2 separate regions of the Homo sapiens genome follow, and region 1 is linked to region 2. Evidence: read pairs that join two places in POLR2A ChIA-PET (ENCODE). Cell type or tissue: OCI-LY7. All regions are shown on one strand. Each heading gives the region's core, and the rest is flanking DNA. Links, peaks and the distances in the headings are about the cores only.

Region 1 (5,388 bases), core at 279-5,278, 91 kb before region 2:
CTGTGCTCCCCTATAAAAGATACTCCTATGGTATTTTCAAATGTGTTTTCTCAAAATAATTAATCTAGAACCTCTTATTCCCAAACCCAAGCCTCTGTACTGTCCAAGACAAACAAAAACCAACACAATGTTCTACTCTGTAATTTGAAACACATCTTCTCCTTCTGATGTCCTTCCAGTGCTTTTCTAAGGTAGTCATCTGAGCAGCTAAGCAGGTACTCCCGACATCTGAAGAGCTTTCAGTCTATTATAGCCTCATTACAGCTGACTCTTGAAAAACATAGGTTTGAACTGCATGAGTCCACTTACACAGGATTTTGTTCTGCCTCTGCCACCTGAGACAGTAAGACAAACCCCTCCTCATTCTCTTCCTCCTCAGCATACTTCCATGTGAAGAGATGAGGATGAAGACCTTTATGATGATCTACTTCCACTTACTGCATAGTAAATATATTTTCTCTTTCTGGTTTTCATAATATTTTCTTTTCTCCAGCTTACTTTATTGTAAGAATACAGTATATAACACATATAACACACAAGATACGTGCTAATCAACTGTTTATGTTATTAGTAAGGCTTTGGTCAACAGTAAGGTATTTAGTAGTTAAGTATTTGGAGAGTCAATTTTTTTTTTTTTTTTAGAAGGAGTCTCACTCTGTCACCCAGGCTGGAGTGCAGTGGTGTGATCTCAGCTCACTGCAACCTCCACCTCCCAGGTTCAAGTGATTCTCATACCTCAGCCTCCTGAGTAGCTGGGACTACAGGCATGTGCCACCACACCCAGCTGATTTTTGTATTTTTAGTAGAGATGCGGTTTCACCATGTTGGCCGCGCTGGTCTTGAACTCCTGACCTCAAGTGATCCGCCCACCTCAGCCTCCCAAAGTGCTGGGATTACAGCACTTTTGAGCCACTGTGCTTGGCCCAAGTCAAATGTTATATGTGATTTTTGACTGGGGGTGGGGGCGGTGGGGAGCGTGGGTGCCCCAAATTGTTCGAGTCAACTGTATTTGAAAAACCTAATACTTTAAAAAAATTCATTCTAATTACACTGCTAAGGAGACGCTGGATAAATTTAGCTGTCACTAAATAGTAAGATTTATAGACTTGTTTTATTTCTGCTTCCCTGACAACTACTTTTTTTTTTTTTTAACCTAACTAGGCAGGGGATGATAATCAGTAGCTGTTGCTGTGCTATAATTGAAGACCAAATACCTTAGTTGCTTCAAGAACTCCACATCAGAGTTGCTGTTAATGAGCTTGATGAAGTCCTCGTAAGAGGGGGCATAGGTGTAGGCTCTCTTGTGATGCTCATTCATTTGCTCTCTGTACGCCAGCTGGGCAAGCAGCATTTGGTTAATGTAATCTGGATTACTCAGTAACTCCACTACCGGCTTCAAGACTACAGGAAGAAGAAGAAATAGCCACTGAGAAAGGTATTCTTCTTTAAGGGAACTGTTTATGTATCACATAACTGAGACTACATTTGGGAAACATTTTTCAAGTAGTCAAACAGGGGAATATCTATATAATACAATAAACAATTCAAAAATGTACACACATGCACACATACAGCTGCCTATCCCTCCAAATATGTTATCATCCATGGCTATAATCAAGTTGTCATTTTAATAAATAAGTGAAATGTAAAAGAATCATGAAGGGAAGTCATTTGGAACTCAAGTTGCTAACAAATCTATCAAAATTAAGGCCGGGCGTGGTGGCTCACACCTGTAATCCCAGCACTTTGGGAGGCTGAGACAGGTGGATCACTTGAGGTCAGGAGTTTGAGACCAGCCTGGCTAACATGGTGAAACCCCAATCTCTACCAAAAACACAAAAATTAGCCATGCATGGTGGCACATGTCTGTAATCCTAGCTACTCGGGAGACTGAGGCAGGAGAATTGCTTGAACCCGGGAGGCAGAGGTTGCAGTGAGCCGAGATCTCGCCACTGCACTCCAGCCTTGGCGACAGAGTGAGACTCCATCTCAAAAAACAAAAAACCACAAAATTACAACAACCAAAAAAACACTGATTTTTTTCTTTTACTTATTTTATAAGGCTCAATACGTTTTGACAAGCTTAGTCTGCCAAAGGATGAAAGTCAACATTCTCCCCAACTGGTTAAAACAGACCTCAGAGAGGAAGTTAAAAAGTCAATGACACTATTACAAAGCCATCCTTGTAACTTGAGATTAGAAACTTCCTCTCTTCTCTGTGGTTGGTTATAATAGCTGATGGGCACAGCTGGCTTATCCTGAGATAGTAAATGAGATAATCACTGCATCTCAAATGCAATGCTATTTGTCTGAGACTGAGATAGGGAAAGTTTCTCTTATCCTGACTAAGCATTTCCCTGGATATAGTTAACTTTTTTCTAGTAATCACATTATATTGTGGTACAGTTCCTTTTTACATATTCCAAGTTCACAAAATTATGTACAGTCATGCGCCACATAATGACATTTTGGTCAACAACAGACTGACTATATGACAGTGGCCCCCATAAGATTATAATGAAGCTGAAAATTTTCTACCATTTAATGAGGTCAAGCTAGTGTAAAGAAACCTATTGCACTGTCAATAGTATAAAAATACAGCACATACAATTATGTACAGTGCATACTTGATAATGATGATAAATGTTATTACAAAAGAGTCAAAAAGTTTAAAAAAATTAAAAGTTCATAAAGTAAAAAAAGTTATAGTAAGCTAAGGTTAATTTATTGAAGAAAATAAAATTTTAAATAAATGTAGTGTAGCCTAAGCGTACACTGTTTATGAAGTCTGCAGTGGTGCACAGTCATGTCCTAGGCCTTCACAGTCACTCCCCACTCACTCAGAGCAACATCCAGTCCTGCAAGCTCCATTCATGGTAAGTGTCCTATATAGGTGTACTGTTGTTTATCTTTTATACCATATTTTTACTGTACCTTTTCTATACTTAGATACACAAATATCATTGTGTTACTATTGCCTACAGTATTCAGTACAGTAATATGGTATAAGGTTTATAGTCTAGGAGCAATAGGTTACACCATATTGCCCACATGTGTAGTGGGCTATCCCATGTAGGTGTGTAAGTACACTCTATGATATTTGCACAATGACATTGTCTAATGACACATTTCTTCGGACACATCCCTGTTGTTAAGCAATGCATTACTGTATACGCATTATCAACAAATCATATAGCAAAGATATTTTAAGTAAATATGCTAATCAGAATTTGACTGTGGTCAGGGATGGTTGCTCACACCTGTAATCTCAGCACTTTGGGAGGCCTAAGTGGGAGGATCACTTGAACCCAGGAGTTCAAGACTTGCCTGGGCAACATAGTAAGACCCCCATCTCTATTTAAAGAAAAAAAAAAGAATTTGAACACACACACACACGTAATATATAAACATACATACTATGGATATTATATAGATATTATACACACATACACATACTTTCATTAATGTATATATTATTGGCCTAGATAACTCAAAAGCTATCCCAAATGAATGCTTCCCTGTGAAGAGCATAAAAACTTGTTTTCTATGTCAAAACATGCAACTTAATGGACTGTGCATTTGGCGATATGTCATATTAAAAATTTAAGTTTATCCTGAATGGCCAAATAGTTTTAGAGACATATAAACAAGATTTTGAAAATACTTCAAATCCCATATGTTCAACAGTAAACAAGGTCTGCATGTAGCACATTAGTTTGCACACTTATTGAATTAGTGAAATCAACTGTATAAGTCTACCTTTTGTTGTGAGAATTTCTGCAAGCATTATACGTAAGCTGAGAGACTGCACATCCTTTGAGGGGAGGAGACAAAACACCAGAACCCGAGAACACGTTTGTAGAAATCTTACTTCATCATCTGAGTTCCTCAAGCATGCGTGCAACACAAAAGGTCTTGGCTGTTCTTCATGTCTAAATAAAGAGAGTGAAAAAGAAGGAAAGAAGTTTCTAGAAACAATTCAATTATGTACTATTAGGTAAAAAATATTTCAAATGAGAAACACATTGGTTATAGTAACTGCCATCTCCTAAATAATCAAATTTCCTCAACCATCAACTCATCTGGAAAACTTTTGCTAGAATAAATGCAAATGCATGGCCTTTTTTGGATTTCAAATGAAATCATAACAACGAACTTCAGTAGCATCAAAGGGTCTATATAACTCCAAAATCACAGCAACAATCTAAAAAGGTACGAGTATTTATTTAGTAATTTTTAAGTCTTCTAGATGTTTTCTTAAATATGACCTGCAGCTTCATTTTTCAAAAAAACCTAACAAAGCATAAACCAGGGTTGCCAGCCTGCTTTCTGACTGGGAGATAATAGGATAAAAAGTCTACAGGTATTTCTAGTGAGCTAGAGGGTCTATAAACTCGACGTTATCTAATTTGATGGCAAATTGCCTTCTGTGAGGCTCCAAAGTATTTTTCAACCAGTCTTGACAACCTTGGTTGTGCACTTCCCTGTACTGACTCCATCCCAGGAACATTAATTTGGAGGATCTGAGTGAAGAGGACTGGAAAACAGAACTTTCTATACTTCCCTTCCCATAGTATCTTGATAGTGATTCAAGAAAGCCTGGGATGCTGCGTTTTCTAATATGTTCTAGATGAGGAGGCAAAGTATAAGAGATTTTTACAGTAACTAGTAGCTAACAATGAGAAAAAACATGAAGCAGAGGGAGAGAAACATACTAGGTACTGCACAGGAAATGAAACTAGTGCATATTAGTACCTTTAGGACCCATGCCTCTCAGGTGTTAACTGAAATTTATTTTGCACTGGAGACTGAAACTAGTTTCTAGAGTGTATAACGCTAGAAAAGAAAGGTTTCCTCTGTCTTGTACAACCTGAAGGAATTCTATCCTAATGTGTAAAGCCAGCAACATGAAAGGAAATTTTTAGAATAAGCCTTTATGCATATACTGATACGCTGACTTTTTAAAAATGGCATCTTCAATTATTTTAAACTCTAGCTTTGCTGCCAGCTAGGTTGATATTTCAATATAGTAAGATTAAGATGCTACTCCTTTATCATGTCAAGCACTTTTAAAGGTAATTCTTTTTTTAAATATATATTTAGCTAATAAGCACTGGAGGAAGTTGGAAAAAAAAACCACTTTTACAAGAGAAGCTTATTTAAACAATATCAAAATCTCTCTCAAACGGTACACAGTCCCTTCTCCGTTAACAGTGGAAGGCAGATAATAAAGGAGCCTGGTACTCAGACTGCCACAAGTTCCTCTCCCTCCTACAGCTAAGTTAGGGAAAATACTTCTGACTGAGCCAAAGGCCAGAGGGCTGGCCAAAGCAGCTTGATCTATGGAAGAAGGAATGGCAGATCTCTCCCTGGAATCCTTCCACTAAC
Region 2 (5,388 bases), core at 155-5,154:
GGGGATTAAAAATGTCCCAGCATAAAATGCTAAACATGTTTAAAAAATTAACATAAGGATAGTCAAACAAAAACAAATAATGGTTACTTAATCTGATATCGTGTATTCCTTTTTTTTTTTTGGAGACAGAGTCTTACTCTGTTGCTCAGGCTGGAGTGCAATGGCGCAATCTCGGCTCACTGCAACCTCTGCCTCCTGGGTTCAAGCAATTCTCCTGCCTCAGCCTGCTGAGTAGCCGAGATTACAGGTGCACACCGCCAAGCCAGGCCAATTTTTTGTATTTTAGTAGGGATAGGGTTTCACCATGTTGTCCAGGCTGATCTCGAACTCCTGACCTCAGGCAATCCACCTGCCTCAGCCTCCCAAAGTGCTGGGATTACAGGCTGAGCCACCGCGCCTGGCCTCAGTGTGTCCCTTTTTAGTACATACTTAACCTGAAACATTCAGCAAGTTTAATACTTTTGGATGTTTTCTACAAATGTTTAGTAGTAATTGCACTTATTGATAATTATAATATGGAAATTTAAGAAATAAGCATGTTGATAAAAATTATAGTATGCAAAATATTGTTGCTAGCTAAAAACACCTTTCTGTTTAATCAGGAATAAAATGTTTGACTTTTACAGTAGAAGTATTTGCTTTAATGGCAATATTAAGATTTATAAATCCAGCATCTTTTCTGGTTAAGTTGAGAGTTTTGGAATATTCGGAGTTACTTTTTGCCATTGTTTCCCTCAGTCATTGCTGAGGACATTTTTTTGGAAGTATGCCCTCCAACTAAGAAAAGCTGTACCTAAATTAAGTATTGTATTAGTGCCCTCAACTCTGAGGTTTCTAACCTTTCCAGCTATTAAACTGCAGTCGGGAAGGATAAAATTGATATAACAAAGGCATTGTCTGTAAATTATACTAGCCTAAAGACCAGTACTATATACATTTTTAAAGATACTTTCATTGTTTCGTGTGTAGCTTTTATGCCCAAGGAACCCGGTGAGCATAAAATACTAAGCTACGTCCAATTTTTTTCTACAAAGTTGTAATCTAGATGTCATTAGTATTATTTCATACATACTTTTTCTTGAATTTAATACATATTTTTAAGGGTTAAAGCATGTACCACCGGGCCAGGCACAGTGGCTCACACCTGCAATCCCAGCACTTTGGGAGGCTGAGGTGGGTGGATCACCTGAGGTCAGGAGTTCGAGACCAGCCTGGGCAACATGGTGAAACCCTGTCCCTACTAAAAATACAAAAATTAGCCAGGCATGGTGGTGGATGCCTGTAATCCCAGCTAGTCTGGAGGCTGAGGCAGGAGAATCGCTTGAACCCAGGAGGCGGAGGTTGCAGTGAGCTAAGATTGTCCCATTGCACTCCAGTCTGGGTAACAAGAGTGAAACTCCGTCTAAAAAGAGAAAAAAAAAAAAAGCATGTACCACATACTTACTTTGGCCATTTTCTCTTTTTTTTTTGTTCTTTTCTGTAGCTTTTCTGCAATTAGATAAAAAAGGACCACAAAAACATCACTTTGATCAGCCTTCAGTAGCACCCGGGAAAAACTACTCTTTCACAAGAGAAGAGGTGAGACAGATCGATCGGGAAAATCAGAGGCTTTTGAAAGAACTGTCAAGACAGGCGGAAAAGCCGGGAAGCAAAAGTACAATTCCTAGATCGGCTGATCATCCCCCAAAGTTATATCACAGTGCTCTCAACAGACAGAAGGAACAACAAAGGATTGAGAGAGAAAACTTGGTAAGTAACTGAAATAATTAGTCATCAAAGAAAATGTGTTTGCACTGATTTGTATGTCCAGCTTACAGGAAACCTAAATACAGCCAAATATTCAAACTTCATTACATAAAAGCAGGTGCGGTATGTGTGGTATGAAACATATGATGTGCTGTAAGTCCGGAGGATACGATATGTATTTTTATCCAGGAAACTATATATTAAGAGACCACTGGCCAGATGCAGTGGGTCACGCATATAATTCTAGCACTCTGGGAGGCCGAGGTGGGCAGATCGCTTGAGGCAAGGAGTTTGAGACCAGATTGCACAATCTGGCAAAACCCCAGCTCTACCAAAAATGCAGAAATTAACTGGGCATGGTGGGCATGGTGGCACACACCCGTGGTCCCAGATACTTGGAAAGCTGAGGTGGGAGGAGCATCTGAACCCGGGAGGCGGAGGTTACAGGGAGCCGAGATTCTACCACTGGACTCCAGCCTGGGCAACAGAACCAGACTCCACCTCAAAAAAAGAAAAGAGAAGAAAAAAGAGAGAGAGAGAGAGAGAGAGAAGGAGACCATTAAAGGAAAATACTGAAAGCTCCATTATTTATTTGCCTAGATCAGTTAAATCACTACAGTAGAACAGGAAATGGTATCCAAGTGTTTCTTCTGTGAAGTATTCAGTCACTAGTGAAATCTCTTTTACTTTATTGTGTCCTGGAAAGCTAAAATAAATTGTACATCACTTATTTTAAAGGATCAGTATATCTCGAATAGGCCAAATTGCTAATCTGCTACTTAAATGTATGAAACATTGATTGTTACAAATCATATAGTTTGATATTATAAGAAAATAAATATGGGAACTGTTGAAAATCTTCACATTTAAAACTATTATAGCATATTTTCTTCATAAGATTTAGTTCATAATAATTGCTGATATTTACTGAGCTTTTACTAAACACTAGGCATTGTTCTGAGTATCTTCCAAATATTAACTTATTGAATCCTGACAACAATTCTCTGAAGTAGATAACTATTTTTATCCACATCTCACGATGAAAAAACTGAGGGTTAGACAGGTTAAATATTTAGCACAGAGCTACTGAGTATGCTGCTGAGCCAAGATTTTAAACCTGGGTAGTCTCTTAAACTAGAATTAGACCCTTAATGAACACGTAAACTCAGAGCTAAAATAATTTAGAAAGCTATTAAAATTATTAAGACCATTTTCAAAATTAACCCTCCTTATGTGTCATTACCAGTGTTTTCCTGTGTAACCATATACTTACCTAAACTTGTAACAACTCTTTTGTACATTTCTTTATTATCATACTAACCCCAAGAGTTGGGAAGCTAGGATTACTATTTATAAAAAATAGTAGTCTTGAACCCTTCAAGAGGATTACCCTGCATGTGGCAAGGAACAGATAACTAAGCTAGGTGAAATGAGGTCGGTGGGAGCTGAGATAGATGATAGCTTTCCACACATCACCTTCGCAGTATTCAAGATTTGTTCATGTTTCGTGGAAATTTGAAATTCCCGTATGTCAAAAACATATGGGATTACTTCCTTTGTTTTCACTCTCACACCTGGCTCTGGGCCGATCGCATTTAATAAGAAATTACATTGTGCATACTATTTTACAAGTGTTAGGCATTAAGTCCTGATAGCAATCTTATAGTTATTGTAGTTACAGAAGAGTAAAAGAGACACTGAGTGGGGCACAGGGACTTACTCAAGGTCACACGGCTAGCAGGTGTCAGAGCCCAGGTGCAAATCCAGGTTGCCTAGCTTTGGGGTTACCTTTTTTTTTAACCAGCTTTATTGAGATATAATTCACATACCATTACCCATTTAACGTGTACACATTCAATGGTTTTGGTATATTATTAAGTTGTAGTAATGTATATATAACTTAAAATTTGCCATTTTAACAGTTTTTAAGTGTCTAATTCAGTGGCATTAAGCATATCCACAGTGTTGTACAACTGTCACTACCATCTATTTCTAAAACGTTTTCATCACTTCATACAGATGCTGTGCTTATTAAACAACTCTCCTTTCCCCACCCCTATCCTCTAAGGGCATCTAGTCTGCTTTCTGTCTCTATGAATTCGGCTATTCTAAATATTTCATATGAGTAGAACTGTACAATATTTGTCCTTTTGTATCTGGTTTATTTCACTTAAAATGTTTTCATGTTTCATCTATGTTGTAGCATGTATCAGAACCTAATTCCTTTTTATGGCTGAATACTATTCCATTGTAGGTGTAGACCTAAGCTATAGTGAATAATACTGAAGTGAATATTGGCAACTATCTGTTCATGTCCCTGCTTTTAGTTCCTTAAGGCCACATAGAGTAGAATTCCTGGGTCATATGGTAATTTTGTGTTTAGCTTTTTAAGGAACCTGGGTTTACTTTTTTTTTTTTTTTTTTTTAAGAGACGGAGTCTGGCTCGTCACCAGGCTGGAGTGCAGTGACGTGATCTCGGCTCACTGTAACCTCTGCCTCCCAGGTTCAAGCGATTCTCCTGCCTCAGCCTCCTGAGTAGCTGGGACTGCAGGCGCCTGCTACCATGCCTGGCTAATTTTTTGTATTTTTAGTAGAGATGGGGTTTCACCGTGTTAGCCAGGATGGTCTCGATCTCCTGACCACATGATCCTCCCTCCTCTGCCTCCCAAAGTGCTGGGATTACAGGCGTGAGCCACTGTGCCCGTTGACTTTGATTATTTTTCTATTTAAAAAATCCTATTAGTCCAGGCCTGGTGACTCATGCCTGTAATATAAATCTAATTATTTATATTGGAGCCTGTTTGACAGTCTTAAATACTACCTTCCTGACCAGAAGTATGGTCTTAACCATACTGCAAGCCTTCTCATACTCAACCTTAAAAAGAGCCACATTTGCTCTTTGAGTGTGAGCCAATGCTTTTTTTTTTTTTTTTTTTTTGTAGAGATGGGATCTCACTTTGTTGCCCAGGCTGGTCTCAGACTCCTGACCTCAGGCAATCCTTCTGCCTTAGCCTCCTAAAGTGCTGGGATTACAGGTGTGAGCCACTGCACCCAGGCTGATAGACTTTTTAATCTGTTTGCTAGACTGTTAATATTCAAAGTACACATGCATATGTTCAGCACACAGAGACACACTTTTGTAGTTATTTCAGTGTCAGATATACTGCAAAACAGAATTCATTCCTTTATATTTTTGATGATTTATATCCTTTCATTTGCTCTCTCTCCAGTGACAGAGAACAATTCAGCTGGCTAACAGACATGATAACTAAAGCATTTCTGTTCCAGAACTCTTACATCAGTGTGTTAGCAATTCAGAGGCTATTTAGATGGAAATAATCCCAGACAAAGAAGTAGTGTTGTGCAGAAAAGGTAGAGAAGGAAGGCAACGATTGTATAAAACTGACTTCTGTGCTCTAGAGTTAAAAGCATACTGTTCATCTGTCCTGATGAGGTTCAAGATCATCATTATTTGTTTCAATAGGTAGATATTATCCTTCCTCTCATTAAACATTGCATCCAAACAAAAATTAAGGGAATAAAAATTATTCTAGCTTATTAGCCTAGCTTATTAGCAAATTTTAAATTCAGAGAAATGAAAATTTTATCCAATAGAGTGTTTTTATCCAGTAGATAACTTTA

Evidence for each region. ChIA-PET counts read pairs that join two places held together with the same protein. Peaks named below come from ENCODE experiments on the same cell type or tissue, not always from the same donor. Only the 100,000 strongest peaks of a DNase experiment are listed, where the experiment ranks them.
Region 1: POLR2A ChIA-PET joins it to region 2 with 5 read pairs; 4 of 35 experiments call an interaction of 5 or more read pairs at or near these places.

Annotation. Positions count from the first base shown.
Region 1 is chr4:185,262,982-185,268,369 of GRCh38, reverse strand. SNX25 (sorting nexin 25) reads right to left here. Exons shown (of 19, transcript NM_001378034.2): 4 at 3,760-3,932; 5 at 1,215-1,401. Among named protein-coding and RNA genes, the nearest start is that of SNX25, 56 kb to the right of the region's middle. RefSeq lists an enhancer at 1,991-2,492. In OCI-LY7, for the core only: no CTCF peak of the experiment used is centred there; DNase peaks (open chromatin) are centred at 2,179 and 4,759; H3K4me3 peaks cover 2,322 bases; H3K27ac peaks cover 3,639 bases.
Region 2 is chr4:185,172,147-185,177,534 of GRCh38, reverse strand. CFAP97 (cilia and flagella associated protein 97) reads left to right here. Exons shown (of 5, transcript NM_020827.3): 3 at 1,484-1,749. Among named protein-coding and RNA genes, the nearest start is that of CFAP97, 29 kb to the left of the region's middle. In OCI-LY7, for the core only: no CTCF peak of the experiment used is centred there; no DNase peak of the experiment used is centred there; H3K4me3 peaks cover 130 bases; H3K27ac peaks cover 356 bases.